2 separate regions of the Mus musculus genome follow, and region 1 is linked to region 2. Evidence: chromatin loops called from intact Hi-C (ENCODE). Cell type or tissue: left cerebral cortex. All regions are shown on one strand. Links, peaks and the distances in the headings refer to the core of each region. The heading gives the core; the rest is flanking DNA. Region 1 holds the start of Gm32965 (a long non-coding RNA gene). Region 2 overlaps Spock1 (sparc/osteonectin, cwcv and kazal-like domains proteoglycan 1).

Region 1 (16,118 bases), core at 4,625-12,624, 1.2 Mb before region 2:
ACCATAAAACAAACAAACAAACAAAACTAGAGTGATTGCCACACTGTACATGAAGAACCTACAGCTTCCCTGCCCCGCCCTGGTTGCCCCTCCCCTCTGCTCCCCCGATGTTGTGTGTCTACTTTCCTGTAATCTGCATGCATGGCTTTGTACAGCTACGTAAAGTCTAGAACCACACACGAGAAACTCATAGGTCCTTGTATTTCTAAGACTGGGTTAATTTACTTAATATCACTGTCTCCGATTGCCTCCACTTTCCTGCAAACAATGACCCTGTTATTCTCTATGGCAGAACTAAATTCCATTGAATTTTACAAGCTGTGTTTTCTCCACCATCCCTGATTGCTGGATACCCAAGCTGGTACCCGAACTTAACTCACTGTTGCAGTGAGCACTGATGTACAGGTGTCCCTGTGATGTTGCCTTGAATAAATACCCAGAAGTCATGAAGCTGGGGCGTGTGGTGTGTCTCTTTGTAGGTTTGGAGGAACCTCCATTCTGATTTCCATAGCTTAATATCCCAACAGTGCTTGCTTGTTCTCTGACAGACTGTCATCCTGTCATCCTGACATATGTTCCTTGGAAACTAGCATGTTTTCCCAATTGTCTCTTCTTGTGTGTGTGTGTGTGTGTGTGTGTGTGTGTGTAAGAGAGAGTGTGTGAATGTGTGTGTAAGAAAATATGTGTGAGAGTGTGTATGAGAATGTGTAAGAGAGTGTTATGAGTGTATATATAAGAGAGTGTGTGTGTAAGAGAGAGTTGTGTAAGTGTATGTGAATGTGTGTAAGAATGGATGTGTATGAATATAAGAGTAAGTATGTGTATGAGTGTGTGTGTAAGAGAGTGTTGTGAGCATGAGAGTGTGTGTGTGAGTGCATGTAAGAGAGGATGCTATGAATGTGTATGTATAAGAGACTGTGTGTAAGAGAGTTGTGTAAGTGTGTGAATGTGTGTGTAAGAGTATATGTGTGTGTGAATGTGTGTATAAGTGTGTGTGTAAGAGAGTGTTGTGAGTGTGTGTATAAGGAAGAGTGAGTGTATGTGTAACAGTGTGTGTGTGTGTGTGTGTGTGTGTGTGTGAGAGAGAGAGAGAGAGAGAGAGAGAGAGAGAGGACTTAACGAAGCTCAGCCTGACTAAACTGGCTCTGAAGTACAGGATGGCCTTGACCTCACCCGTCTGTATCCACTTCCCAATCACCAGCAACACAGGTGTGTACCACCCTGCCTGGCAATATAATGTCTTTTGTTCTTTGCTGTTAATGAAGAAACATCTTATGACATTTTATGACTCTGTTGACAGTCCTCTTGGGCAGAATACACAGGACCCTGCTGCTGAGCTCTGGGTTCCTCTCTTGTGACTTGGAGGAGCCAATGATTCTTGTTAAGCTCGTGAGCCTAAGCCTGGCCTCCTGCAGCCGTCAGGGTGATAAGCCTGGTCACAGGGATTCTCTCCTCCAAGGACACAGAGTATAAGGAAGCCTTTCCCAAAGAAAGGGGGCATTCTGAGTATCCAGGGAGCCGCACGTGTCCCCAAGAGAAGATTCCTGATTCCTTCCAGTAAGTGGGCCGTGCTGAGTTCCATGAGGTGTTGTGTTCTTTCAGAACAGTGCTGAGGCCACTGCTACCTTGACCCTGCTACCCTGACCCCGCTACCCTGACCCCACTACCCTGACCCTGCTACCCTGACCCTGCTACCCTGACCCTGCTACCCTGACCCCACTACCCTGACCCAGCTACCCTGACCCAGCTACCCTGACCCTGCAACCCTGACCCAGCTACCCTGACCCTGCTACCCTGACCCTGCTACCCTGACCCTGCAACTCTGATCCTGCTACCCTGACCCCACTACCCTGACCCAGCTACCCTGACCCAGCTACCCTGACCCTGCAACCCTGACCCAGCTACCCTGACCCTGCCACCCTGACTCTGTTCGCTCCTAACAGCTCCTCAACAAGTCATTTCCCAGCACTGTGGCTCTTTATCAGCTGCCCGAGTCTCTGACGGCTGCCCTAGACAAGCGACAGAGCAGATATGTAGTACTCAAGAATCAGTTCTCAACAAACACTTGGTCAGGACTGTGTAGACCAACACCTCCATGTCTACCTCCCACAGTCCGCCTGCTTCTCAGTGGGAGCCACACCGTTGCCAAGTCTTCCAGCTGCACTGAGCCCCAGCTGCCTACAGTGGGAAGTCGGTCAGCAGCAGCCTTTGTGATGTGTGTCAGCTGCAGACTCCTCGGATGCAGGCCGCCCACTCCTCCTGCCTCTGCCTTCCCTCGTGCCTGAGCTCTCTGTCGGGATCACCAGAGTATACAGCTCAGATGGTGAGGCCGCACTGGTGAAAAGAGGGTTGGAATGAAAGGATAAACGCCAAGGACTTCCTGGTTCCTCCCATGCTTACCTCTTGGAACACTGACAAGGCCCAGGGTGCTATCCTGAAATCCCCATTTGTTCAAGCTTTTCACTCTTCACTCTTTATCTTATAGGTCTCATAGTCAAGCTAAAAAAAATGCACAGCGATGGGTTTTGTTGTTTTGGTCATCACCAAAACCAAGAGTGAGAAGAACAACACCAGTAAAAAATGAAAACAAACAAAAACTAGGATACACATACACACAGACATATACACACACATACACATATACACATGCATACATACATATGTACACACATACATATACATGCACACACATGTACACACATGCACACAAGCATGCACACACATATATACATACATACATACACATGCACACACACATGCACACACACATGCACCCATACATGTACACACATACATGCACATACATACACACACACACACACAACTAATAAAAATGAATTAAAAAAATCTCAGTTTGGACAACATTAAAGATCTATCAGATGCAGCTTTCAGTACTGTTGCTAGTTTCTAGAAAGTGGTAGGTGAAGCCCTGAAGTATAGTGTTAATAGAAAAAAAAATCAGATTGCAAAACGCATTCCACCCCAGTCTCGCCAAGGATGTACCAGTGTCGATGGAGAGTCTCGAGCACTTGAGTTTCATCTTGTTTTGAAGTTGTTCACCCGTTCTGTTGCCTTGAGAGTGTTTTTACTTGAAACATGGCCACTCTTCTGGAAGCATTGTTCAGAGACAAGAAAGGGGATTTAGAAGAGCTGTTGAAAACTAATTATCATTTTGAATATCCTATGGAAATTCTAATGTCTTTGGGAAGTACCCTTCCTTCTTTTTTACATAAAAGGCCTAATTTGAACTTATATATGTATATATGTAGTGTTCTGTCACGAGCCCATCTGCCTTCACCTCCTGAGTGCGGGAATTAGAGGCCTGCATCACTGGTTAGTTTACACGGTTCCAGGATCAAACCCAGGACTCTGTGAACTCTGGGCGAACACTCGACCAACTGAGCTACATCCCCACCTCCAGAACAACAATTTTTTTTTATAATAATGTAAAAAAAAAATAGCTGGGCTGGAGAGAGTGCTCAGCATGTAAGTGTAAAATAAAATAAATTCCTAGTTTTTCTTTTCCAGCTCCGGCTTCGGGGATGACGACTCTGAGACTGATTATTTATTAATAAATGCCTAGGTTGTAGCATTCACGTATCCCCTGACTAGCTCGTAACTTATTTCACTCATTCAAATTATTCAATGTCTACCACTCGGTTAGTTACCTGTCCTCAGTCCTGGCTGCTTCTCCCTTCACATCTCCTTAGTGTCTCTCTCAGCCTCTCAAATCTCTTCCCAAGTCTCTCCTTTTATTTTCTCACTATTTCCTGGAATCCTCTCTCTTCCTGACAATGTTCCACCTCCTATTTCCTGTCTCAGCTGATTGGTTATCGGCTTTTTTTTTTATTGACAGATGATGGTTATAAGAGATTCTCTCTACTGTTAAGAGCACTTGTCGCTCTTGCAAAGGACCCTTCCCAGGAACTACAAGGTGGTTTACAATCATCCAAACTCCATTCCAGGGCATAGATGCCCTCAACTGACCTCTGCGAGTATCAGGCACGCAAGTAGTGCGTGCGCGCACACACACACACACAGAGACAGAGACAGAGAGACAGAGACATAGAGACAGAGAGGGAGAGAAAACAATGCATAAAATAAAATTAAAAAAAAATTAAAACTACACTAGGTCAAAAACACATACACAGAGTAAGATATAGACACACATTCACGTGCAGATACGCACACAGCTTCTCCCCAGAGCAGAATCTCTTCAGCGCCTTCCTCCTCTCTGGAAGCTTCATCCTTTTGTGCCTTGCTTCCAGATGCCTCCTGCTCCTCCGTGCTCGCTGAGTCCAGCCATCCTGCCGCGACTGTTTCTTTTTTCCCCAGCATCCTCGAGCTAGCAATTACTCCAGGGGCACTGTATGAGGAGGAGCTCTGTGGAGGAGCACTGTGGAAATATCCCGATTCAAGCTTGCATACCTTAGAGAAGGCTTTCAGGGCTGTTTTCTTCATGAAAGCCTTAAGTTGGAGAACACCACATCCTGTCAGACTTCCCTCAGCCCCACCCTGAGCGTGACTGGTGCAAGGAGCCATTCTTTGTAAAGCCACTGGTAATTCTAACTCCTTCTGGAAGTTCGGTGACCTCAGGAAGCTGTGCTCTTCCACAGAGGTGTGGGGGGAACAATGGCGTCTTGTAAGTCCCCAACAATTATGTGTTAGCTAAATGATGATTTTGTGGGACTCTGAACAGAATAAAATATCCCAAGGCGTGATCATGGATGCAGCAGCCTGGGAAAAAGGGGATGCTTGTACCTGGCTCTGAGCCCTTCTAGGGAAGAGCCAGGCGGGGCTGGGTCTAGGGCTAGAAAGATGCCCCGTGGGTGTCCCCTCCCTGGACTGTGCCTGGGCTGTGTCGGGGCCGGGGAAGTGAGGGGTGGCACTAAGCCTCCTAGGTCAGACACTGAAAATGGGAATCCACTTTGTCTCCTTGTTGCTGGGGTCATTGTGGCTCCTGTTGGTAAAACGGTCTCAGCACATATTCTCCATATTTGTTCTGATGATATAAATAAGGGTCTGATGAACTGTCAAATTCTAAAATGTGAAGTGTGAAATTTAAAGAAGAATACAACACTTCCCCAGCACAGCAGGAGCCATACCTGCGATGTACATTTGCTCCGGCAGAATCACGAGTGTTCCTGGGACCCCGAGGTTTGCAATCCGAGGAAGCTGCGCGCTGACTCTCTTGGCCGATTACTTTCCAACATCCCTGAAGGTGCAGAAAAGGGTCAAGATGGAAACCCATAGAAAATGCCTGTCAATTAAATTTGGGAAGAATTTCTACCAAAGAGAATAAGGACTAAGGGGAAAACTGTTGATACTGTGTGTTACCCATGCTAGGGCATCCTGGCTCCCTTGAAAGAATTCTCAGCAAACCTTGGTGGTCAGCACTTGGGACTATTTCAGAATAGTTGTGATAATCAGGCTGTTTCAGAGACTTAGCACGCTGCTGGGTTTCAGTATGGCGGTGGGGGGGGGGGCGGGGCAGGGGAGTGTTGTTTGGGGGTTTGTTTGTTTTTGAGGTACTCTGAGGAATGTCATTTCCCACTCATCCCTAGCATTTGTCTCTACAGCCACTGGAAGACTGCAGTTCCGAGAAAGGAGACAGGTAGAGTTCAAGGGCAGGCAGGAGCTGAGCCCGAGCCCGGGAGCAGAGGTTCAGAGACCTGCGGTCAGCGCTTTGATGGTAGGAGGGAGATCTTCACCTCAGCTCCCAATGGATTTTCTCCTCCCCACACTCTGCCATCAGAGAACCAGGCTCTGGGAGGCAGGACAGCACTTACTTTAGGGTGAGAGGTCGCTTCCCCTCCCTTCACTCAAAGTCACATGATTTCATAGGCTTTGGTGGTTAGGCACAAAGTTTGTCTAAAGACAACATTCTGCTCACAATAAGACAACTGGGTCATGAACCAGTCCAGCCATTTGCTCTGCTCTTGATTAATGAGAAGTGGGGGAGTACCGCTAACTGAGGTTATGGGGTACCTTACAAGGATGCTAAGTCAAACCAGTCAAACTTGCAATCCCAACACTGGGCAGGGGATGGGGGAGGCAGGGGGAATCTCAAGTTTAAGGCTAGCATGTACAATAAGCACATAAGTTCCCACCTTTAAAGATAACTGAGTGAAGACGGTTTCTCTCCATCTGCTCCCAAGAAGGCAGCTAGGAGTCTTTCTTTTCAAGGTAAAAGACGCCATTGTTCCCCCCACGCCTCTGTGGAAGAGCACAGCTTCCTGAGGTTTTATTGTAGATAGGAGGGAGAGGAGACCCAGAGGCATCTGCAGGAGTCCAGAGAAGGGAGAGAAGAAAGAAGACTGGACCAGCCACAAGCTGGGGATGGGAGGAGACAGAGAGGAGACCAAGAAAAAGGAAGCTGAAAGAGAGACAGAGACAGAAAGACAAAGACACAGAGACAGAGAGAAAGGGACAGGGACAGAGAGACAGACAGACAGAGAGACAGAGAGTGTTTAGGGTAGAGGGCAGAGAAGAGCTGAGAAGAGCCACAGGTAGTTGTGACATTGAGAAAGTCTGGAGGCCAGCTTGTGCTCTGGCAAGCTAATAAGCACCACAGTCAGTCACCGGAGTTTCTTGGACCAATCACCTTCACCAACCGGTGTCTCAGGACCCTAGGCTTCCGAGTCCCTCTGTTTCTCTCCATAGGCTTTGAGTTCTTCTGCTTTTCTCTCGACGTTTGCCTGTCTTTCCCTTGCTGCTTTGTTCATTTTATCATTTCTAGTTTCCCTTACTTGAAAATCAGCCTCTGAGTTAGTAAAGATTCGCCTTTGGGCCAGTCTCTTATCGTTATGTTTGTGTATTTATGTCACCCAAAGATGGGCCATATCCCAGCAAAAGTCCTCAGGGGAAAACTGAAGTTTTTTTTGTTTTGCGTCTCAACTCTTTAATACCTGGATGAATCTGGGTCAATCAACCTGGCTAAGCCTCGGGCCCATCTGTAAAATAAGTTTCAATAGCCAATCCATTACACTCATAGTTACTGACTGCTTGCTGCAGGCCAGGCCTCACTCTCTGGGTGGGGAATATATAATGGTAGGCAAGGCAGACAAGCCTCCTTAAGTTTCAGACATTCTGAAGATGGAAAAAAGGTGTGACAGAATATACACATGGGAGATAATACTTCATCATGCCACACGCTAAGTAGTGTGAGTACAGCCAAACAAGAGGTATAAAGCAAGATGGTCACCCATCTCTCCTGCTGTCAGGGCTGCAGAGAGGTTTCACTAGAAGAGGTTGTAAAATGTAAACTGGGACATAAAATATGCTAATTCTTAGGGAACCCAAATGTTCCTATTACTAACCTGGCTCAAGAATCCACACAGCTCGAAAGAGATGCATTGAAGAGAGGACACTCAGCACCACAAGCTGGAGAAAGGATTCACTCAGTTGATAAAAACCTCTCTAGCCCCATGGTTCTCAACCTATGGGTCATGAGCCCCCTACAGGGTAAGTTATAGATTAAATGTCCTGTATATCAGATATCTACATTACAATTTGTAAGGGTAACAAAATTATAGTTATGAAGTAGCAATGAAATAATGTTATGGTTGGGGGGGGGTGTCACCGAAACATAAGGAACTGTGTTAAAGGGTCGCTGCATCAGGAAGGTTGAGGACCACTGTGTTAGCCTGGCTGTTTCCCCAAGTATAGATGCAGGAGTGAAAGAGGCTAGCAAACTTTTGGTTTTGGACATGGGGATTTTGAGGGTGACCTGTCTTTCATAGAAGCTAGATGTGCGCTGATGAGTAAGAAAACCTTCTGACCAATACCCAACAGTGTCCTTACATGGACTGCGTTGCACTTCAGTGACACAGTGGCCCATCTGCCACTGGTACAGACCACTACCCCTGCCCCATGAAGCAAATCTGGCATGGGCTTTTATTTTACTGGGCCAGACCTTGATAATTCTCTGACTCTCCAGTGAAGCTGGTTCCATTCTCTGCACCGCTGGGAGAATCAAGGAACATGCAGGTGGCTAAAGGCTTTTATGAACTAGCTACTGGCCTCAGCCCCAACCTCCCTGGATCTCAGACAACAGTGCCTTCTGGTCTAGATTGCGATGTTCACCGTGGTCTTGCCTGATACAAGGTCTTTGCTGTCAGCATTCCTTGCTTCCCTGATCTCTTTAGTTCCCTCTCCATCAGAAACACACACCCCCTGCCAATGCTCAAACGTGTTTTCTTATGTATAGCCAGCGATCTCCACCGTGAAGTCAAAGTTCCCATTTGCTTGCCTTACTGCCATATAGCGTCAGACGCAATTCCCAACAAATACTGGGCAGGCAGTGTGTGGAAGAAGGGAAGGAAGGAAGGGAGATCAACACGGCACTTCCATCTGACGTTTTTAACATAAAATAAGAACCATCTTCCCAGATATTATGAAAGCAATAAAATGCAGAAAGCTGAAGGACTCATATAGTATCAATTCAATGATTATTCCTCTAAAATAAGAGCTAGTCATTGAAGCTCACTGAGAGGTAATGCTCCAAAATTGGGTTGGCTTTTGACACAGTATGCCCTGGAGCAGTAACCACCAGCAGAAGCTTCAGGAAGCCCTAGGGTTTTTACAATGGACCCTATCCTACCTGACCTAGAAACAGCACCTTGAGGGCATAGCCACAGTTGCTGCTGGATTTAGCTTTCTTCATAGGTCCTTCAAGCACCCGGTGTCGCAACAAATCTGAGCCTGCATCTGGCCCGACAAGACTCTGAAAGTGAAGGCTAGTTTATGTCTCTATTCAGACCCTGTTTCTTCTTCTGTGTAATGGGGATTAATATCCCTGACAATAGTGGATGGTGGGAACCAGAGGTGGGCCATTGTCCTTCAGGACACGGTAGGATGTGAAGGGCTGAAGGCACAAAGTCCTAGTGAGATGGGGGTGCAGGGCACTGTGGTTTCCTGTCCTTCACTCTCAGTTGTCCCATGGTTGAAGAATTCTAGGTTCACCCCCTGCTTCTGTTATCTGGCAGGACTTTGGACTGAAGCCATGGGCTCCTCCTGAAAGTGTGGACTTGGTCCAAGGGCAAACATGCAAGGGCTTCTCAGATATAGCCGACTCCCGGAAGCCGAGGGCTTTGAATGTTGTGCCAGACTCTCCTCCGCAGCTTTCAACAACAGCTTCCAACCCAAAGCATACAGAACAGTACACACACACACACACACACACACACACACACACACCTCTCCCTCCCTCCTACTCCCTTTCTTCTCCACTCTCCCAGACCCAAATTTCTAAGGGCCCCTTTGCCCTAAATTTCAGCAGGAAACAAACCAGCAACCAGATGTCTGACTTCTTCACCCCATTGGCAGGGACTAGCCATCTTCCCTGTAAACTTCCGGCCGTTCCTCTCTGTTAGATCTTTCAGCTTCTTCACGCTCCATCTCCTTCAGCTCAGACACAAGAACACTCTCTGGAGGAGAGACAAAAGGTAGCCAGCCAAGAGTAGCCAACGTGTGCGGGATTTCTATGCCCTAGCAGCCAGTGGGCTGTTGAGGTTTCCGGGAGGGGTGGGTTTGGGGAGGGCAGCTGTCCTCTTCCTGGATGCATTTGTTCTATCACTAGATTCAGGACTAAGGAAGCCTAGAGACTTCTAGAGACTTTGATCAAAGACAGAGATAATTAAACAAATGTCCAACTTCAAGAGCACACGGAGGAAGATAAATGTAGATGCTGTCACTTCAAAGTATTTGTGGAAAAACAAGATGCAAAAGCAGCTTTCGCAGCCTGGAGTTGGGGAGGGGATGGGTGTAGGAATAGGGGAGTGGGGGCACCTCCCTGACCCAAGGAGGAGTGCTTGGAAACAGGAAGGAACACAGAAAGCAGCTCTCTCATCAGCTCTGTTGCTTTCAAATCAGGGCAACTGAGGCTCTGATGGAAAAGGAAGGATGTGCCCAGGTCTGTTGCTGGATGGAAGAATGCATCCTGTTTGGGAGGCCGCTCTTGGCTCTCTGGGATGTTGACTGGTGTGGCTTTGGCCTGCTTGCCCTTTCCCCCTGCTGTCTTGCCCTGACGATGGCCAGGTGCACCCTTCCCGGTGACTCACTCACTGCAGCCGGCCAGGAAATAACAGCCGCCACGGGAATGTCTCTGTCTAGTGTCAGAGGGCTTTGCTTTGCTTTGCTTTGCTGAGCTGAGCTTTGTTTTGTCTTTCAGACCATGCTGTGCAGCCCAAGACTGGCCTTGAACTCACAACCTTCCTGTCTCGGTCTTCCGAGTGATGGGATTACAGACCTGGGCCACTAGGCCCAGATTTGAAGACTACACACAAAAGGGAGTACTGAGAAATGACTCTGATTTTCAAGTTGGCACTCCAGGTCTGTTTATGGGGAATTGTAAGCTCACTGAGAAGAACGTATGCGAAGTCACAAGAGCCTTTGGGATGGGGATCAAGGAGTGTCTGCCTGACTGCACCAACTCCAGCCCCACTGGTCCCCTTCTTTTTCTCTTTTGGGCTTTCTACATTCGCACACTTCAATTGACATAAAAACCTTGGGAAAGTCGCTTGTCTTCTTTGTGACTCAGTTTCCCCACTTGTAAAACAGGGACAAAGTCTGTATCTGACAGTGGAGAATTGCCCCCATTAGCAAGTGGTAGATCTTTGATAAGCTTCAGTTTTCTCTAATTGTCTTCCACTTGTCACAGAAGGCACCTGTATGTGTGCCCATTAGGCAATGGGTCCTCACTGAAAAGGAGGGCCCCCTCATTGGTGTTTTTCCATAGGGACTGACCTGGATCTCTGTCCTTGAGTTCTGGCTTTTTCCAAGAGGAGGAGCCTGTTCTCAAGCTTTCTCCGTTGGAAGGGCACCTCGCCCTCCTCAGCGGTTTGAGCATGTCTGTTAAAGATTTGTTAGAAGTTGGTCTCCTGTGCAGTGGTGTGGGTGGTAGCAGACCTTTTAAGAGGTAGAGCTCATGGCAGGCCCCTCCGCTAATGGAGGAGCTGTCCTCAGAAGGAATTAGCATAGATCTCATGAGACCTTGAGGTCTTTAGTTGCTGGAAGAGTGAGCCTGCCCTCTGTCCTGGTCTGGGGTTTCCTGTTTGAACGTGTGACCTCTTCCTTCCAAATGGAACCCCAACACTTCATACATAAGCTCTCATTAGAGACTTCTCTGTTCAAAATTATGATACAAACTGTCAGCTCTCAACTTCACAGAAGCCTAGAGTCAACTGAGAAGAGAAAACCTCAAATCAGACTGGTCTGTAACCATGTCTGTGAGGCATTCTTAATTACTAATTGAGAAGGAGGGTAAGAGGGCCGAGTCCACTGTGGGCAGTGCCATTCCTAGGCAGTGGGCCCTGCAGCATATGAAAGGGAACTGAGCAAGCCAGAGGAACAAGCCAGAAAGCAGTGTCACTCCACAGTTCTGCTTCAAGCTCCTGCCCTGCTGGAGTTCCTGTCCTGGTTTCCCACAATGACAGACTATGACCTGTAAGATGAACAAAGCCCTTTCCTCCCCCAAAGTTTGTATAGGTCTTTGTTTTATCCCAGCAACAAAAGCAAATCAGGGCACAGACTTCTTTTCTTCCAAAGTAACCCACTTCAGGTATTTCATTGTAGTAGAATAATGGTCTGGCACATGTCGGCAAGGCCACTGTAGGAAGTAGGTGTGTGCCCCTCTGTTCTGGGTCCACAGCTTGTGGCTGTGGTTTTTCAACTGCTCACTTCACAGAGCCTAAGGAAAGAAAGAAAAGAAAGAGAAAGAATTGTAAAAAAAAAAAAGAAAGAATAAAGAAAAAAGAAAAAAGAAAAAAGAAAGGAAGGAAGGAAGGGAGAGAGAGAGAGAGAGAGAAAGAGAGAGAAAGAAAGAAAGAAAGAAAGAAAGAAAGAAAGAAAGAAAGAAAGAAAGAAAGAAAGAAAAGAAAAGAAAGAAACCGGAGCCCAGACCTTAATGTGACTGAGTCCTAAGAAGGGGTTCTCCTGTTAGCATTGTGTTCTAAACAAGGACTTAATTAAAAGTGGTGATGAGAGAAAACAGCAGGCAGTTACAACCTAGAGCCAGGAGCAGTTCGGGTTCTGGACAGTGTGTCAGAGTAGCTTCCTAAAGCCAACCAAGATGCCCATGAATTCTGAAAACAATTGCCTGGGAATCCAAGCTGCAGGCAGGGTCTGAAAAGCAGTGCAGATTCATCGCTGGTCTGAGAGTCACCTGGGTGGCACCTGGTATGTCAAGCCTTGGGAAAACCCTGTGGCTTGCAGACTTACCTGAGACCTAGGGATGTCCCTCTGGGATGGTCACTCAACTGAGGTATGGTGTGAAAACTCTGTGGCTGGGACTCACTTTCCGTCCCAGCCACACTGGTCCCTTCTGTGGGGATCACTGCATTAGTCCATCTTCCGTCTTTCAACATAGCTTCGTTTGAGCATCTGGTGAGATGTGACGATTTATTTGGAATGTTTGTGAGTGAACTCAGATATTAAACTTTTTTTTCCTAATCATTTCTAGACATACATACACACACACACACACACACACACACACACACACTGCACATAACAGTCTTGGGTCCTTCGAATAGGGATGTAGACTAGGGAGATAGAGAAGAGAGAATTTTAAACATTTCCAGCGCAGCTGAGGTCTAACCTGTGGAGATTCTATTTCCAGTGGACCCCCAAATCACAGTGAATTTGGATCTCATTCTATGGATGCTCAGCTATCTGAAGGGCCTAGGAGGAATGTAAATGGTACCTCTAGAGACGTTTTCATCTTCACAACTGATGGTGCCCTTGACACGGGAAACAGGAGAGTGTATGTCATGTGCCAGGGGGTATGTGTGTGTGTTGTTAGATATGACCCATCTACTCAGGGAAAAGTGATGCTAGGCTCCCTTGTAAAGAGAAGAACTTGGCGTGGAGGCTTTCCAGCTAGCTCTGCCCCTGCTTCCTGCCTCTGCCTGTCTCTTGTGGTTTCTCAGAAAGAAAAAAAAATGTCTTCTCTCTCTCTCTCTCTCTCTCTCTCTCTCCCTCCCTCCCTCCCTCCCTCCCTCCCCCCCTCCCCCCATATACAGCATTTTGTGGGACAGTCTGGCCAGGGCTGGAAGATGTCTGCCGTCACACGCCACGCAGAAATCCTACCGCCAAGGCAAAGGCGACATTTTCTGTGTTCTAAGGTCGCCCTTTAGTAAAAGCCAAGTCAACACCATAGCACAGCTGAGTGCTTCGGCTTCTGCCAGTAAGAGCAAAAACTGGCTCAACCCTCTTACAGTATTTGGCAGGATTTCTCAAAACTAAAGACACACCCATTCTCTAACTCAAGTCTTCCCTTAGGAACTCGGTCCTGTGGAAGCATACACACGCTCGCACTGAGGTGCGCATGCTCGCACGGTGCCCACGCCCGTACCGATGTGCGCATGCTCGCATTGAGGCACAGGTAACGAAGGAGCCTGTTGTTCACATCCTGCCAGCAACAGGGGAGGACTGCCAACAGCCCAGGAGCTCATTCCAGAGCCACACAGACGCACACATGCTCACCATGTCAGCTCTGTAGTAGCAGTAAAGAGCAAGAGGAAGCAAAAGCATCTGTTTGGAGCTGCTTAAGGTCACACCGGGATGGGTTAGTGTAGAATCCTAAAGGCTGAAGATATATGTTAGGAGGGAAATGATGGCAAAGTGTCACACGGAGTGAGATTTAGGGGGTAGCAGTACAAGAATAGACACGAACTATTCATTGCTGTCATCTTGGTTGAGGACTAATGGAAGTCAGCAGGGTTCTTGCCCTTTCTACGCTCTCTGTTCCTGTGATACTTGCCCTCTAATTAACATATATTGATTTAGGCTTTTGTTTTGTTTTGTTTTTGTTTTTTGAGACTTGGTTTCTCTGTGTAGCCACGGCGGTCCTGGAACTCGCCCTGTAGACCAGGTTGGCCTCGAACTCAGAGAGATCTACTGCCTATGGTCTAAATAAAAATAAAAATAAAATAAAAATCATAGGAGGAATGATTAAGGACAAACACATGAACGGAACAGAGCAAATGAACCCGAGGGCTGGGACTCTGTGGCGCACATACAGCCTGCAGGACAGACAGAGACACAGCCTGCAGGACAGACAAAGAGGGGTTGATTTATGCTCTTTGGGGAGATCTTTGGTGGATAATAGGTATGGTTTTGCCAGGGCCTGCGGTACAAGCAGTGGAGGGGTCTGATTCTGATGACAACTCTAACAAACTGGCTCAGCGCTCAGTGGTATGAGAAGTCTGAGCAGGGTGAAGTGAGCTGGGCATCTGGATGCCGCCCCAGCCCATCTCTTCCCATGGATCTCTGCGCCAAGCCTGGCTCCCGTTTGTGAACGGATCTGGGTCGGAGCCAACAGAGGAAGAGGGGCTTCCAGAGGAGCCCATCCCTCACCCAGGCTGGGAACTCTGGACATTGGGTCAATTCTTCCCTTCTCCCTGGCTTCCTGCTTTCTTTGTGAGGGCACAGGACAGGGACAGGAAATCTCTTGGACTCTGCTTATGGGCACTGATCCTGATGGCAGCCATGTGACCTAAGCTCCCACCCCAGAGGCCCCACCTCTTCTTAACATCACTTTGTGGTGGGTGCTGGAAGCAATGTGAAGGGGTGCAAACCTTCCACTCACAGCAGCTGGCTCTCATAGACAGATGGGCTGCATAGGTCTCTGCACCAGCAAGACCAGGGCTGCAGCTCCAGAGCCCGCAAGCCCAGAGCCTCAGAAGCAGCTCATTCCTTTCTGGTCTCCTGAACCCCATGAGAACTGTGGGAACTGTAGTTTCCTTAATTCTGATGAAACTGAGGATGTCCCCCAACAACAAATAAAAAAAATAATAATAATAAAAGCTATTTCTGAAGGAAGGCTCTGGCAACTAGGCAAGTGCACTCTGTCTGTCGTCTGTCTGTGGTGTCTGTGTCTCTGTCTCTGTCTCTCTCTGCTTTCTGACACGGAGAAGATTCACAGGGTATAATGTGACATACTCACATATTTAGAAGGTACCACCCAGAAAATCACAACTAATCTTTGGATCCCAGAGCACACCCATCCTTGTCAGTGATGGGCGTGCATGATGAGGGAGGGAGGCCATTTCTCCCATGGCAAAGTACGTGGTTTTCCTCCCAGTAAAGGAAGTTGCAGCAAGCTATCCTGAGCGACGTTCTCTTCCAGCACCACACAGGAGTGCAGCCCTCGGGAGAGCTGGGACTCTACCTGTTGATTAACAGTCACATGCCAAATACCTGGCCAGGGCTGTGCAGCGGGTGTTCGCGGCAGATTTTTGGAACAGGATGATAGAGATGAAGTATATTTTTTGTCCAACACACGTCCCGAGACAGAGCAGGGGAAGTGCCTCCGAGGGTGTTTACTTGGACCCTTAGAATTATTTTCCTTTCCATAAATTCAAGCTAACATTTTATCATCTAAAAAAGGCAAACCCTCTGTACGATTTTCAGAGCCTTCAGCCACACAGTGAGGCGTTAAAGTCTGGGATTTGGATTCTCACAACTGACTAAAAATCACTTTAAAGTATGACTTGGATCAGGGTGTGGTGGCACACTCCTATAATACCAAGGACTCCAAATGCAGAGACAGCAGAATCTCCAGTTCGTGGGAAACTTGCCCTATACAGTGAGACCTCGTCTAAAAGAAGAAAACCTTGAGGGGTCACCTCAGTTTGCTCTCAACCTCAGTGACGTCACTAAAATCGGAGCAACTGCAAAATACCAGTAGTCTGTTCTATATTCAAAGTTCTGTATTGTTGGCTTGCCTCCTGCCTTCTTTCAAAGCCTCAGCCACCCTTGAGCAGCAGGTCTTGGTCTCAGGGCTTGGTGACTGTTCCAATTGTGGATGTCCAGAGAGCAAGGGTTAGGTAGCAGTGGAGACCATGGCTGTCATCCACAAACATTTTAGAAGAGAGACTGAGATAGAAGAGAGAATGCTACCTGTGTTCAGAAGTCCTTTATAGACCATGCTGTTTAAGAGTAAGGGGTTTCTGCCTAGAACCTCATGCAAACCATGGGCAATGGAGCAGGCTCCTCTAGGAGAGGAGGGGCCAGAGACACTGTCAGCATGGGGCCATGGGGAAGCATCCTTGGACTCCGTTTCACAGCTGCAGGGCAGAGAGAGGTGGACAGCTGGTGATTTCATAAGCATATCA
Region 2 (16,118 bases), core at 4,989-12,988:
TCAGGGAACTTAGCATTGTAGCTGGAAAGGAAAGGCTGGGTCTGCTTTCCAGAACCAACCGGATAGTCCTGGGAGGCAGGGGCTAAGGTTTTCAGCAGTAGAACGTTCTAGCAGTTAAGTACTTTTAAAGCAGAAAGTTATCAAAAGGAATGGGCTATCCACATTTTTTGTCCAAGTGTGATTACAGTTCTGTTGGGTGTGTATTAATTTGTGTAAGAAAAAAAGCAGGGTGGTAGCACAGCCAAACACACATGGGAAAATGATCCTAAATAACTCATTACCACTAGGGCTTTACTGAGCCTTTGAAAGCAAACACACAGTGCATGCAGGGGCATCGGACTTTCCCCAGGGAGTCAGCTCATGAGACAGAGGCTCCACTCAGGAAGGAGCACACTGTATGTTCCTCTCTGTTAGTGCTCCGATGGCCCAGTGTAGTGTTCTGAGGGCTTTAGTCACCCTGATGGGATTCTGTGCAGAAAACATCTCCTCTCCCCTGAAGGGCATCTTAAGGCTGCCTGATGGGCTGCCCTACTCTGTAAGCTCCAGCTCCCATGGATGTACTTCCGCCCACGGGAGTGTCCACCCACACAGGGCACAGAGAGCCACACCTTGCACTTGACACCTGTCCAGACACTATGCACAACAGCTTCTGTGTCTCCTTTTCTGGCTACCACCCTCTGTGGACAGTCCTTGTGAATGGGTAGATGAGTGTGTCCCAGATACAGAGCTTATCTCTGCAGCTCCCTGTGGCACTAAATGTTAGCAATCTGTCTAAACTCCACCCCACAGTTACCTGGCAACAGCCAAGTATGCTCCTCCCCACAGTTACCTGGCAACAATCAGGTAGGCCTGGCCCACTATAAAAGGGGCTGCTTGCCCCTTCCTCTCTCTCTCTCTCTTACTCTTCTCTCTCTCCCCATTCCCTTCCCCTCTCTCTCCATGTAGTCATGGCCAGCCTCTACTTCTCTACTCTTTCCCTCTCTCTGCCTTTCTCTGTCTCTTCTACCATCTTAATTCCCTTCCCCATTCCCTGAATAAACTCTATTCTATGCTATACTGTCCTGTGGCTGGTTCCTCAGCGGGAAGGGTTGCCTTGTCATGGACCCGCTGAGACATCCCCTTCCCCCAGACCTCACTACACTTCCATAGAATATATTACATATCTTTATTTTTTTATAAACACATCACTAAACACATAGACTCCCAAATATGTGCAGCTTGCCAAGAAAACATAAATGAAAGTACAATCTGCTTTACACAGAGGCTCTCCTCCTGATGGGCCGTGCAGCCGGCTAATGAGGGCACAGGTAATAGGAAGCAAGACAGCCACACCTGGACTCTGGCTCTCTAGTGATGGGCCTCTCTCCTTGGGCATTCTGAGCCTCCCCACACGTGAGCAAGAACAGGGATGAAAACAGCCATTTCACACAGGGCTGCTGAGGGGAGGATGGACAGCCAGGCAGAGTCCTCAGGCCAGAGCAGAGCCCAGAGTAAGTGCTCATGAAGCACTGGCATCATTCAGCAATAGCTTGATCTTAGTTAACCACAATCTGTTCTACGGGGTCTCCAAATGGGTTGATCCCAGAATAATCTATTCAGAAGATACATGCTCAAGGAGTCAATTGCTATTTTCCACATAATTGTGTGTCTGTGTGTGTTTAGTGTGTAAGTGCATGATGTGATGTGTATGTGCCTGTGTGTATGTATAGTGTGATGTGTCTAGGTGTGTTTATGTATAGTGTGTGTGTGTTTGTTTATCTGTGGTGTATGTATGTGTGTGTGTTCTTACTGTACTCTTAAAATACTTCACCAGCTTCCTCACTAAAACAAGATAGATAATGGTGCAACTTTCTTCACTCAGCTCTTGCAAAGGCTCAGCAGATAGGACATAAGCCCTCAGCACATGGTGAGCTCCTGATCAATAGTAGCCTCCATCACTGTACGAGTGGAGCAGCCCATCAGGCACAGAGTAAAGGGAAGGGTGCGTCCACGCTCCTGCATGGCTCTGGGGGGCTCCTCTATTTCATGGTGTGCAAAAGCCAGCACATCAGACCCATGGGAAACTGCAGCTCAGCCCAGTTTTCCTCTGGGAGGCCCTGAACCAACAGCAAGCCAAGGAGCATCTCCTTTAGAAAGATGGTGCTCACTCCACCTCCCAACAGCAAAAGGAGAGGCTGAGAGCTAGGTGATCCAGGAGGCTGCAGCCTGCAATCAGCAGAGAGGCAATCACCTGACACAGGGCCTGCGGGCAGGGGAATAACAGGGCACGTGATTCAGTTCAGTGGATTGGGCAGGAAAGAGTCAGGGAGCAGTTGACAACAAAGGAGAACAGAAATGCTGCCGGTGATGGTGACGACATTCCTCTAGTCACAGCTGGGCCTAGAGTCAAGCATCCTCTGCCACAGAGGTCATCTGCAGGACAGCTCACCAGGCACCAGCATCATGAACTAGGCTCAGGAAGAGACACACCAGCAAGGACTCTGGAAAGGGCTGATCCATGGCTCTAATGCTGAGGCTGAGGTCCTTGGTACGGAGAGCCTCCCTATGCTATCTTTCCTTGGATGCCCCCTTAACTACCTCACCTAGAAAAAAAGGGGTTTTGCCAGGGAACAGCAGGCCTAGACATAAACCAACCAATCAAACAAACAAACAAACACCATAGGAGTGATAATGGAAGGAAAAATGATCAAACAACAGGTGCACAAAAGGTGCGCAGTGCACACTTACAGGACAGTGAATTCTCCTTTTCCAATGTGAACTCCCAGCTGGGAAAGCTTTGACAAGAGGGAGACTGACAACAGCTGAAGAGGGATGGGAGGGCCGCTCGATCCCTAAGGGCGCACCGGCATGGAAGGCAGTAGGAGGCTCCTTGGAAATCTAACATAGGAACCGGCACATGGCCCAGGCACAGCCCTCCTGGGCTCCTGCGTCTGAAGGACCCACACATCCAGGATCACCACTGCACTTTCCATAACAATCAAGTGAGAGAATCAGCCAAGGTGTGCACCAACAGGTCAATAATCGTTGTGTCATGAGAAATAAGCCAGCCTAAGAAAGAGGTGAGTGTGAGTGTGTGTGTGTGTGTGTGTATGTGTGTGTGTATGTGTGTGTGAGAGAGAGAGAGAGAGAGAGAGCATTGTGTTATGACTGTGTGCATGAATGTATTAATGTAAGAGTATTAGTATGTGTGTGTATCACTGTATGTGTGGGTTTGTGCATGTATGAGAGTGTGTGTATATGTATATGGTGTGTGTGTATGAGTGTGTTATGAGTATGTGTATGTATGTATGAGTGTATAAATGTGTGTATGTGTGTGTGTATGAGTATGTGTGTGTATGACTATCTGTGTGTATTAATGTGAGAGTGTGCATTAGTATGTGTATGTATTAGTATATTGTGAGTTTGTGCATATATGAGCATGTGTGTATGAATGTGTTATATGTATGTATGTGTGCTTATGAGTATGTATGTAAGAGTGTATGTGTGTGTATGAGTGAGTGTATAAATGTATGAGTATGTGTGATGTGTATGAGTGTGGTATATGTGTTATGTATGTGTGTATGAGTGTGTGTGTGATGTGTGTGTGGCAAGTGTGTGTGTGTATGTGTGGTGTGTATGTATATATGGTGAGTGTGTATGTGTGGTGTGTGTATATGTGTGGTGTGTGTGTACTGTGTATGTGTGGTGAGTATATGTGTGTGTGGTATGTATATGTGTAGTGAGTGTGTGTGTGGTATGTATGTGGTATATGTGTATATGGTGTGTGTGTATGTGTGTGGTGAGTATATGTGTGTGGTATGTGTATGTGGTGTGTGTGGTGTATGTGTGTGTGTGTGTGTGTGTGTGTGGTGTATATGTGGTATGTGTGTTTATGGCATAAAAGTAGGAAGGGGACCAGGAGGAGAGAGAAGAGGTGTTGGGACTACAGAGCAAAGGAATGCACATAGCAGGAGAGCAGAAGTGCAGAGCATAATGGGGACCAACAAGAGGGGAGGGGCTAGGGAGGCCAGCACAGAAGAAGAAGAATTAAGAAGCAGTGTCTGTTTGTAGTAACAATAATTACAGAGGAGAGGGCCATGGATTTGAGAGGGAGGGAGGGAGGGAAAGGGGGAGGCACGAGAGGACTTGCACGGGGTGTCAGAGGTGGAAATGATGCAAACACGGTACTCATGTAGGAGACTCCTTAAAAATAATAATTTAACAAAAGTGAAAAAGAGAAAGTATACGAACAAGCACACATGAAACGGCCTTAACGAACCCATCGCTTCTTGTGCTGGCTCTAAAAATAACCAAGCAGGCAAACAGATAAAACCCAGTTGGCTTTGGGGCTTTGAGGAACAGAATACACTCCCATTTACTGCTCACCTGTTTACGGCTGGGCGGGGGCTAACCAGACAAGCCAGGAGAGGGGCTGGAATTTGGTACTGCTCACTACTGTAACAAACACATATGCTTTTTGACCAAGCAAGAACCTCAGCCCTTGGCAGCACAGAAAATGGAGTCTCCGTCAGACCATTCGGTGCCCCTGCTGTCCCATGACGTGTGACCCTCATTTCTGTGTCTCTCCCTACAAACAAGTGCAGCTAGGCTTTAGTCTCCTCTCTGACCCACGTGCATGCAGTCATCTGTTACTCCATGAGGGAGGCGTATGATGAATGGGCTTTTCCTTAGCCGTGCAAGCATCATCACGTGACATAAACTAAGAAGGTTAGCATGTTACCAAGTGATGTCACATATGTGGTTCTTCGCCGATTAAAACACTACATGACACGTGGATGTGTGGATGGGTGGATGTAGGTGCATGTGCATGTTTGAATATATGTGAGTGTTGTCTCCTTTCTATCTCTTGATCTTGTGGGTGCATGTGTGCACATGTGGGTGCCTCGGCATGTTTGTATGTGTCTCATTTCTCTCTCTGTAACTTGCTTTCTTCACTAAAAAATGTACGGGGCCTTTCTATAGCAGCTCAATGAGGCCTCTCTCCCTCTTTGACAGAGGTGTTTTCTCTGTGTAGATCTAAGTGGTTTATCCAGTCCGTCACTCCTATTGAGGAGCATTTTGGTTGCTTAACACCTTCTGGCATCCAAAGTTAATAGAGCAGGGCGTTCCAAATGACTTAAGACATCAAAGAGAGGTGTTTAAGTTTGTCTTTTATGACCATGTAAATGTTTTAAGAAATAATTTTTAAATTACAATAAACTAAGTTGGATCCAAGCAGCAATAAGTCTAAGCATGAATTAAGATGTTAACAGCATCACTTCTCTTAGGAATGCAGCTCGCTCGAGTCATTTGGAGCACCCTTCTCTCTGAGGCTAGATAGTATATAGTGTGTGAACAGAAGGGGCTGCTGTGTGGTCTGGAGTGTCAGTGGGTTTGTTTCAAGAGTGCTGGTGGATAATTCCTAGGTTCCCTTTATGCTATAGACTGAAACATGTAAGTACAATTATTGACGTTATTGGAAATCAAGGTTCTCATTCTGGGAAAATTAGAAATGTATGTGAGCTCATGGTGTAGTGTTGGGGTTACACTGGAAATGTCAGTAGGAGCAGATGGTTTCTAGGCCCTGGTGCATTTAATGCACCAAGGTGTACTGACAAGTCCCAGCCATAGTGAGTACACCCGTACCCACGCCAGGCTTACAGACATCAGCTCTCATTAGAAGGACCTACAATGTTCTCAATGAAGGTCTGACTCCTGGCCTGGAAGAATGAAGAATAGGCTGAGATGTACCTTCCTAAGCCAAGAAACAAGACTGTCCACATGAACATGAATAGGAGCTTGAGATGGTCCCCAAGTCAAACAACCACAGCATCAGGGGAACAATGACAGTAATTATCCCAGGAAGCACATTAACACTGAGCTCAGAAAAGGAATCACCTCTTCACAGCATCCAAAAGGGGAGAGGGAACTCCCTTCCTTCCTTTAAAAATGTTACTGTCTGAATGTACGAAGGTCGGTAGAACTATACGCCATCACGTTACAGCCCCCAGTGAGGCCTGTGAGGTAGGCAAAACCTTCAAAGGATGCTAAAATCATCGGGCAAGAGGTTATTAAAAACAGGAGGGCCTCAGAGTCCTGCCCCACAGGTTTATCAGATACATATAAAGGGGCTAAGGCACTTGCAAAGAAAAGATGTAGCCGACACCACGTTAATCGTGTGACCAAGCTGAGCAAGGCCAACAGTGAAACCAACTGACATCGGGGTCCTCGTGTGACTCAGTGGGAATACATCACTCAGAAGTGTGATCTTACTGGGCGGTGGTGGCGCATGCCTTTTATCCCAGCACTTGAGAGGCAGAGGCAGGTGGATTTCTGAGTTCGAGGCCAGCCTGGTCTACAGAGTGAGTCCCAGGACAGCCAGGGCTACACAGAGAAACCCTGTCTCAACATTAAAAAAAAAAAAAAAAGAGGAGTGCAATCTTGCCAAAAAGTCTACGGAACCTCACTGTGAAGAAGTGATCAAGTATGGGAATTGGGTGACATCTGATGGAACCATGGGTCTCGTGCTCCAAAAGTTCCCATGTCCCAAAAGATGCCTCCCTCCCAAAAGAAACTGACAAATGTCCTCCTTTTCTAGATTTTAATAATAATAATAATAATAACCAGAATCAACCTTCAGTATCCAACTAGCTCCTGAAGTGAGAAGCAGCTATTGACAACCCTGTGGGGAAGTGGGAACTTTACTGTAGACCAAATACCATTATTGTGTCCACGGTCAACTTCTTAGATCTGTTAATTATTGAAAATGTAGGTGTCTCAGAAAATATGTCCACCAAGAACATCTTTAAACACAAGGGACAAAAGTTTCTATGTTTTTGGTATTTTTTAAGTGTCTTGTCAGTATGTTTAATATATTAAAAAAATAATATACAAACAATATTCAGATAATCGTACCTTGCGTCAGGTTCAAAAGAAACTCGACAAATGGCTACCAGTGGTGCCTATCTGTATGCCAAAGCGCATGCTGGCTTCCAGAGTCTCTCTCAGTGTTGTGAATACCTGTTGGAGTCCATGCTGGCCTCCTGGCTCTTGTCAGCTCTTCTCAGTCTTCCCCCTACCCTAAACTTCTTCCGAGCTTTCCTTCCGAGCTTCTCGGTCCCGTATAACCACGCCATTCCGTTCATGTGTTCCCTTGGTCCTCTCTCTTCCTGTCTCCCTCACGTGGTTCCCCCTAGGTAACCCCTTTCCCTTCCCCCCACTCTCCCCACACCATGCTCTGCCCTCCGCTCACGGCCTGCTCCAGTCTGCTGGCCATGTTCAATCTACTACTTTCTCTCCCTGCTCTGGACTCCTGCAGATGCCTCTGGCTCTCCTCTCCCTCCTATCTACAATATAACCTTCCCCTCAACCACACCTTGGAGCCGTCTTGCCTCAGTTCATCCATCCGGTGCCGAAAGCCCCTTGGACCTGACACCTTGATCTAAAACGTTGGAAATACATTATATAATTTTATTTTATTTTATTTTACAATTATATATTATATATTATATAATTTTATGTATTTATTTACAAATGTAACTTACATATTTATATCATACATAAATATGATGATAAAAGTGGCTGTCTGTGCTAGGTAATAAGGAAGATAAAAGAACAAGAGGGTAGATTAGAGGCAAGAGCAAATGTTATTATTATTATTTTATTATTATTATTATTCCACATGTCACAGCATGCACATAGAGGTCAGAGAATAGCTCCAAGGACTCCGTTCTCTCCTTCCTCTGTGGAGCTCAGGGCTCACACTCAGACCACCAGGCTTATGCAGCAAATGTTTTACCCAATGACCCAGATCATGGGACCAGGAGCAAGTGCACTTTACATGTTAAATAAAAAAAAATAATATGATCTAGCCAGGAAGTGGTGGCACATGCCTTTAATCCCAGCACTTGGGGGGGGGGGTGGCGGGGGCAAAGGCAGACAGATTTCTGAGTTCAAGGCCAGCCTGGTCTACAGAGTGAGTTCCAGGACAGCCAGGGCTACACAGAGAAACCCTGTCTCGAAAAACAAACAAACAAAATACTATGATCACAAGGATACCAATTCAAAAACACCAGGGGAAATAGTTTTTATGATAAAGAAATATAAAGGCTTAAAGAGTAAAGATCTAAGCCCATGGAAGGATTTAGGGTCTTGGAGGTTTCTAGAGGTATTGATGACAACCTAGGGAAAGCCCTGTGGCTGGGATACAGCTTGGTAGAAGAACGTTCAACCAGCTTGTGAGAGGCCCTGGGATCAAACCCTCACCACAATATCTAAAGGCTTTTATTTCAGCATATTTTTATTTCACAGAAATTCCCTAAAAAAATTTTTTTTTCTGAAAAATGTTTCCTAAGGAAATTGTTGTAGAGATGGCTGATGAATTAATCCGCCCCTAACATGTTCTTCCTGACAGGAGAAAGTAGGAAGTAACACAAATGTGTAACCAAAAATTTTTCTTTCCAAAAGAAAAAAAAACTTTTAAAATAAATTATTGGACTATCTATCCACCAGAGGACTACCTAGAAAGGTATTTCTGTAGCTTTTTAAATGGGAGAGGCATATAAAACACACCATGTCATTTCAGAGCATGTGCGTATAGACACATAAAGCAATACAGCTCTCTTGGAGGGACAGTGTATAGATTTTTTTTCTCATGTTTATCTCTTTTGTTTTCTAAAAACAGGGAAGATGCTGAGGTAGGAATCACCACCTCTCGCTTTGGCTCCGGTGACACTGCCTGGCGTGGCTCATGGGGAAGAAAGGGGGAGTCAGATGTCAAAGCAAGCCCTTCAGCTGTCAGCAGGCCCTAAAAGCTCTTCAGTATGGGAGCAGGTCAATAGCCACTGGACCATGACATCTCCCCTGCCTGCTCCCTGGGGAAGGATTGCATCTGAAGGGGAGACAGCCTACTTTCAACAGAGAGACAGCCCCCCATTAAGCTCCACATGTCACCTCGGACAGCACCGGGCACTAAGGACTGTTGTTAAAAGCTGTCAGAGGACACTCCCACTTCAGAATATCCAAGAGACTCTGGGAAGGCGGGGGGGGGGGGGGGGGGTGTGCACAAAACAGTGGAGTAAGTCTGGCTCCTGTCAAACAGGATGGCGTTTACTTCCCGCTTGAGGAAGGACTGGAGGGACAACAGATTTAAAGCTTGCCTCTTTCCCATTAGCGCTCCTGCCTGGGCTAGCCACTTAACCACTTCAGGCCTCCTAAATGAGCTGTGTAAAGTACCCGGGATGCAAATTCAGGGCGGGGTGTGCGCACAATAAGCAGAACAGACAGCGTGCAGGCTGTACATTTTCATATTGACAAGGAATTTCTATGCTACCAAGCAGAACGTCAGGCCCTTATTTCACAAGCATGTTAAACAAGGGTGGGTTCTTACTACTCCTTCCCCACGTTCTCACGATGACCAAACCTACACGTTCTTACCTGCTGGGAAGCGGGCAGTGGTGGCAAGGCAGAGAACAATTCTTAGAGAGAAGCTTCTCTCTACAGTGAAGATTCCTCGCCACTCCCAAGTCTGCGTGACTGGATGACTAAGGGGAAGTGGGGTGACAGCTGCCAGCATTTGCGGGCATGTGAGATCAGCCAGGTTCCCCGGGGAAAATGCATTTCCCCTCAAATGCTACCAAAAGTCATTATGAGCAAACTGCTTTATTAAAGGAAGAAAGGGATCTACAACTGAGAAAAAAAATTGAGTTCCCAATTCAGATATATCCTCAGGCGGCAAGCTTGCTTATCTGTGCACTATGACTAACCAAACAAGGGAAAGCAGCTTAGAGAGGACTGGGTCAATCTAGAGAAAGAACAGCCTTGGGGAAGCCTGTGCCTCCACCCCTTGCTAAGAAGAGGAGAAGAGAGTTGAGGAGACAAAGGAACAACTCCCAGAAAGCCCAGGACTCCATCTAATGCACCCCTCCATGAAGACAACCTGCATGGGATAGGGATGGGTTTCTCACCAGAGAGGAGGCTCTTGGGATATATTTAATACCGTTGGCCATGTATATAACTTCTCTGCTTTCTGGGTACATGGTAGGATATCCCTAATTGCCCCATGGACGCTCTCAAAACTATCATCTTAAGAGTCACGGGATATTAAGCTTAGCACTCCTGCTACCCTGTCTGTAACCACAGGCCTTAGAACCCTCAGCAGCCACTGTCCTGAATAAAATATTGGAGCCTTCTTACCCATAAGAGATGAGCACTGTGGTATAGAAATGGGCTTTTACAGTTTTAAGGCAAAAATATTATATATAAGCCAGAGGAAGAGGTTGACCCTGAGTGAACCACCACATCAAGGAAGTGGTCCTCCAGAGGGCACATCTTGACCTCTAGCCTGGGAGTGAAGGGGTTAAATAACCAAGTGTGCATCCGACAGCGTACCACAAGTCTAACGGTGTGAAGCAATGGGAAAGAGGGCTCAAATCTGATGTCAGATGGAGGCTCCCAACTCAACTGGTCTTGGCTTTAAATCCTAAGATAATAGGAAAATGAATCCATCTTATTAAGAGAAAGCAGAATGCAAAAGTAAATGAATGCCTTGTGTTTATTCCCCAGGCTGAAATCCCTCAAAAAGTCAAAATCACTCCCCCACCCCGTGTTTAGTAAACATGGCCAAGTGTTGGCAACTGGCCTCGGGAAGCGGAGGCTGCTCGCCTCTGCACCCCTTAAGGCACATGTGTGCACACACACAAGCATGCACACACACAAACACTGCGATAACTTTCAAAAGACAATCAATACCGCCCTGAGACAATCGGAGCTAATCAGCCCATGCAAGTGCAGTACACTAATCCCATTATGTGCCTTCCTGCTTTCCTTAGAGATAGAGTTGTATCATTCCACACAGAGAAGATATGCCCTGCAGAGAGATTACAGATTCCTGGAGATGTGGATTACATCCAACTCCCAGTACAGAGAGGGTGAGCACTGAATAGAAGAGCAATGTATAGCCAAGGGGGTGTAAATGTGGTGGAGCTCCAGCTTACTGCCAATCCTCATGCCTACCTGACCCCCTCTAAAGAATGGCTCCACCCGTATTCCAGCCTGAAAGTAGGACAGGAGAATGCCTAAGAATTTTATGGAAAGTGGGAAGTTTAGGGCCAGGAGGGACTAAGCAGATTACACTAAATAACAAAGAGCCTCTGGGAAGGAAGAAGAAAGGCTGCTGCATCTTGTCATGGAAGAACACCAAGGCCCAACAGAGCAGGGTGGAGGAGAGCTGCGATCTTTCGAGAAGGGTGGCTCTGGTTGTGACTCGGGCTTCTCTAGCACTTGGAAAGATACCAGAAGAAGAAACTAAAATTCTAAGTTCCTTCAGCTTCCTTCAGCTGCTAGACAGAATATCTGTGAATGGGGCGTTGGGCAAAGCCTCAGCTATGTGGGGTAGTGGGGCTCATCTGGGTGCCGATGCTTCCTCAGGCACACTCCTGGTCAGCATCCTTCTCTGCCACCTAGCCCTTTCTCCCCCAAAAGCCACCTTACAATTCAGAGATGGCACCTTCTCCTGGAAGCTTAACTAACCGCTTCACTGGGACGGGATGACCTTCCCAGATCAACCCCCAACACCTTGCATTCCTATCACCTAGTTAATTGTTTAGTTGAGTAGGCATGGGTGCCTTCGGAAACAGGACTTAAGGCTGAGCTGGCACACTCAAGCCTGGGCCATGCTTGATAAAGAAAGCTTTGGTGATGGAGACCACGGAGTCTCTCAAACTGAAGCTTTCACCTGAGCTAAGGGGCGGGGAGAATTTACCTAAGCTGAATGATAGGAAGAGAGACCCCGTTTCTGTCCTCGCCCCCCCACCCCCCCGCCCATACACCACAAACTGATTGCTTGTGTCTGTACTGACACCTGTTGCTCGTTCAGAGGCCCGACTCTTCCACTAGTCTGTTCTGTGTGTTACTAAAACATTTACAGAAAGACTAGTTCTACAGTGGGACGGGCATAGCAAAGAAAGAATAAGACTCTAAAGCCTACTGAGAGAAAGTGTCTAAGACCCTACTGTAGATCATTTGGGTGCCAAGTTCCAGGTCAGATGTTTTGTGATCACAAATCTACGTGAAGGGAAGGAGGCAGCCTCCAGAGCTGTGCTAATGGGGCAGTGTATTATAGGACAGGCATCCTCCATTTCCCCAGGTACCTTAGAGCTTGCCAAATAACTAAATGGATCTTTGAAATTAATCCAGGCCTAGGGAAGAGAAAGAATGCTTTCAGCCTAGTATAACACTGGAGTTACACAGGCAAGAAATGGATCCTTAAAAAGAAAAAAAAGAAGAAAAAAAAAGCTTTCAGGCCAGACCAGAAACATGAACTGTGTCTGTCCACACACCCCCATACCCCTTCCCACATCTATAGCATTCAACTCTGCTCACATCTGAGGCCAGCCAGGCTGAGAGAGCAACACAGGCTGGACGTGAGTACAGTCAGTGGGGAGGCTTGGAGGAGGAGGAGGAGGCGGCAGTGGAAGGAAGAGATGAGGTGGCACTAAGTCATGCCACCAGCCTAGGGTAGACCACACGATATTCCTATTATCCTAAGACCCATTATGAAGAAAAAAACATCCAAACAGAGATGATGTTCATCCACCTGTACTATCTAGACTTGTAGACAACTTGAACCAAGACTAAGACAGGATCCCACGTCACCTGTGAGTCTACTGGGCTCGATGACTTTGTCATAGGCTGTGACTCCTTTCCTGCCTCAAGGAAGAATGTTGGACTGGGCTGACCACAGATGATGACCCTCAGTATGCAGAAGTGGGGATATGAGAGCTGAGGTGCTCATGCCGGAGCCATAATCAGGACACCCTGGAACAGGCCAAGCTTGAAGCATGCTGGGCCACATGGCACAACTGACACTGCTGTGGAGTCATAGAGCAGGTCATAAAAGCTTGCTGTTCAGCATAAAGGACAGGGACAGGCTGAAAGAGAGAACCCCCCTTGTTGACAGTAAGGCATATTAATGAGCTGGATGGTAAGACAAAGACCAAGGGATGGTCCTGGCCTGTCCATCTGGAAACTGTCAACTCTGAGGGAATGGAAATGTTTTCCTCTGCATTCCTCTACTCTTTGAGGTAAGAAAATTAAATGGGCCTCTGGTTTGCAGTGAAGACGGTTCCCGTAACTCACAGGGAAGCGTTGAGCATCTTGAACAACTCCCAGTAGCTCTTTCTCTCAACAAAAAACAATAAAAGTCATACGGCCTTGATTATAGTGGGTTGTCTACAGTAACTTACCACATTCCCCTCCGAGGATATGAAACAAAACATATTTATTCAATTAATCCTGACTTTAATCTTAGAGAAGTCAAATGTTGCAAGAGGGTGTGTGTCTCAAAGTATAAGCTCCCTGAGGGCAGGGACTTCGATGCCTGTTTCCCAGCTGCCCCGCCCCTACCCCTGAGACCTAGGGAGCCATTTGCCCATTGATTTCTTAAGTGAACAACTGAGAGGGCGGCTGGGTAGATGTCCATGTCCTCAGCTTCCCCAATCTGGCAACTATACTTTGCATTTATTGTCATTAGCAGAGAAGCTCATGGCGGTTGCTGGCTGAGAGGGGAGAGTCCATTCTCTCCAGGGGTGTGGACCCCGGTAGGTGACCCCTGCCCCAGTGAGTGGCAAACCCTCCATTCACGTGCACAAACAGCAGCACTAACTGGAATCAGTGAGTTATGAAAAAGGAAAAAGTGGAGAGATCGTGAAGTTGGGAGGAGCATATGGAAGGAGGAGCTGAGAGGACTTGAAATATAGGAACAGGGTACATGATATACATGCAAAAGATTCTCAAAGAGGTTAATTTTTTCAAGTACCATAAAAGGAATGGCCTACCCATGGGCTATCTTTTACAACCTTGACCTGACTATAGATTTCTTTGGGGGAAAAGAAGATTTCCTACACAGCACCCTTCCCACTAGACACCATTTGCCCCTCCCTGCCCACGCACTATAGCAACTCAAAATGTGGCCAGATGTGGCCAGATGCAGCCAGATGAGGCCAGATGTGGCCAGATGCGGCCAGAGTCTTCAGGGACGCAATCCTCTCCAGATAAAGACCAATGGCCTATAAAACATTTCTGAATGGCTGACCAGGCCTAGAGAGGTGGCTTCGTGCTTCCAGCTCATGGATGATGCTGAAAGAACATAAGGGAATTCTTTCCCTTCCCTTCTCCGCAGTGAGCACATCCAGCAGGCCTGGCAGGAGCAGTGGGTGGGAGGAAGTATCGGGTAATGAAAAGCGGGCAGATGTCTTAGACACACACGAAGACCGAGCTGGGGCCCAGGCCTTGTCTGTATGCTACAGAAGAAGCCACTTTGCCGCCATGGTGAAGATAGACTTGATTTTTAATGATCTCCCCTCAGCCTCTTCCACCACAAGGGCATTAAAACATCTATAGGATCTGCCAGCAGCAGGGGATTCGTCAGCCGCAATTGCACTTAAGAACCCGGCTTGGAGCATCTGCTCCCAATTATAAGTGAGGCTGGGGTTCATTAATACTGCCACAATTTCAGTGGTATCCTCAGAGAACTGGCTCTGCAGACATTCCCAAAGCCAGGTGCAGATGTGAGAAAGGGAAGAGGGTTCTCTTCCACACTCAAATGAGCTGATGCTTCTCCAAGACCGTCTCCTTGGCAGAACCCAGAGGGGAGTGAGAATCAGCCCTCCCAGCAGGCTGTGGAGGACCGTGCACTTTCCCTGAGTAGGACCACTGCCTGTGTGTCTCCTGGTGGGCATGGCGGGTTACCTACCGTCCTTGACCAGGAAACGCTAACATCAAGCACAGGTAAGGGTCATCGATTCTGCAGGTTCCCGTCCAACATAGATGCGTGTGTAAGGACACCAGAGGTCTCTACTTCTTGAAAATGTGAGGCTGAATTCTTTTTCGATTCAGGAAGACTCACATGCTCCAAAACAAGGAAGAATAAAAACCAAGTACTTGACTATCCACAGAACCCTGGATTGGCACATTATGGAATGCACATATTCACTGGCGTGATCTAACAAATTAAAATGTCCTTTTTGAAACCCAATGCCACATTTAAATGTCTACACTGTTCTGCTAAGTGAACGAGAAAGAATGTGCATGTTAAACCATGGAGACAGAGACAGTGTATAAGTTACAGGAAACTCGGGCATTAAAAAGTCTCACTGGTTTGAGATGGTTTATCAGGAACCAGCTGCCAAGGCTGATGACTGAGTTCAGTCCCCAGGACCAACTTAAGGGAAGGAGAGAGTTGGCTCCTGCAGGGTGTACCCTGACCTTTATAGATGCGCCTTTGTGAACATGTCAACCCCTACAAATAAATATTTAAAAAACAACAAAACTACTGAAGTCTAGTGAACACACAGAGATGCTACCCAGAGTTAACATCACCTGCACATTGGACAAAAATGAGGGATTCATCTCTTTTTTTATGTACCATCTATTTCTATTTTTTAAATTATCTATCCCCTTAAGTTGGGGGGAAAAAACACTATAAAGTTGAAAGAATAACAGAATCCTCCCATTAGAGTGTAAATACATTTTTTCTATAGTTCCCTTACCAGCTTTTTTTTCTGTAACATTCAAAACACTACTGTGTCCTTAAATGCGTTCATTCATGAGCTTGACCCTCCTGCTCCCTCTCCCCACTTCTCTCTCTCCCCACCTCCCTCTCCCTCTCTCTTTCTCTCTTGTTCTCTCTCCATATATATCTGCCTGTCTCTCTGTCTGTCTCTCTGTGTGTGTCTCGGTCTCTCTCTCTCTGTCTCTGTCTCTCTGTCTCTGTCTCTCTCTGCCTCTCTCTCTGTCTCTCTCATGCACACACACACACACACAGGTCCCATTCAGCTAGGAGAGCGCCTGAGAAACAATAGCTGCTTGGCACAGTTTTCACTTGGATCTGTGGGTTTGATTATAGGTTTGCTTCTGGTTTTTATTTTTAATTGCATGTGTTGCTACCACTGAATTTTGATTCAGTAGTAGCAAAAGCAATTGGCCTAACCACTTTGGGAAATGGTCCAACCACTTCTCTTAAAGCCGAGTGCTCACTTATTTTATGGTGAGCACTGGGTCCCACACTAGGTGCGTTCCTGAGAACCTAGGCCCATCCAAAGACATGTCCATGATAGTGTGCTTATGAAGTAAAGCCCAAT

The links. A loop is a pair of places that touch in the nucleus more often than their neighbours do. Peaks named below come from ENCODE experiments on the same cell type or tissue, not always from the same donor. Only the 100,000 strongest peaks of a DNase experiment are listed, where the experiment ranks them.
Region 1: it touches region 2 in a loop (11-fold over the local background); 2 of 42 quality-filtered maps call a loop at or near these places.

Annotation. Positions count from the first base shown.
Region 1 is chr13:56,669,255-56,685,372 of GRCm38, forward strand. It overlaps Gm32965 (a long non-coding RNA gene), which reads right to left and starts at 9,370. Exons shown (of 6, transcript XR_003950564.1): 1 at 9,290-9,370; 2 at 5,106-5,215; 3 at 4,190-4,396; 4 at 3,004-3,108; 5 at 2,401-2,499; 6 at 1,791-2,290. It overlaps Gm32910 (a long non-coding RNA gene), which reads left to right and starts at 9,363. Exons shown (of 2, transcript XR_382495.3): 1 at 9,363-9,446; 2 at 10,172-10,518. It overlaps Gm33019 (a long non-coding RNA gene), which reads left to right and starts at 13,350. Exons shown (of 3, transcript XR_382497.2): 1 at 13,350-13,567. In left cerebral cortex, for the core only: no CTCF peak of the experiment used is centred there; no DNase peak of the experiment used is centred there.
Region 2 is chr13:57,880,378-57,896,495 of GRCm38, forward strand. All of the region lies in intron 2 of Spock1 (sparc/osteonectin, cwcv and kazal-like domains proteoglycan 1), which reads right to left. Among named protein-coding and RNA genes, the nearest start is that of Spock1, 20 kb to the right of the region's middle. In left cerebral cortex, for the core only: no CTCF peak of the experiment used is centred there; a DNase peak (open chromatin) is centred at 9,537.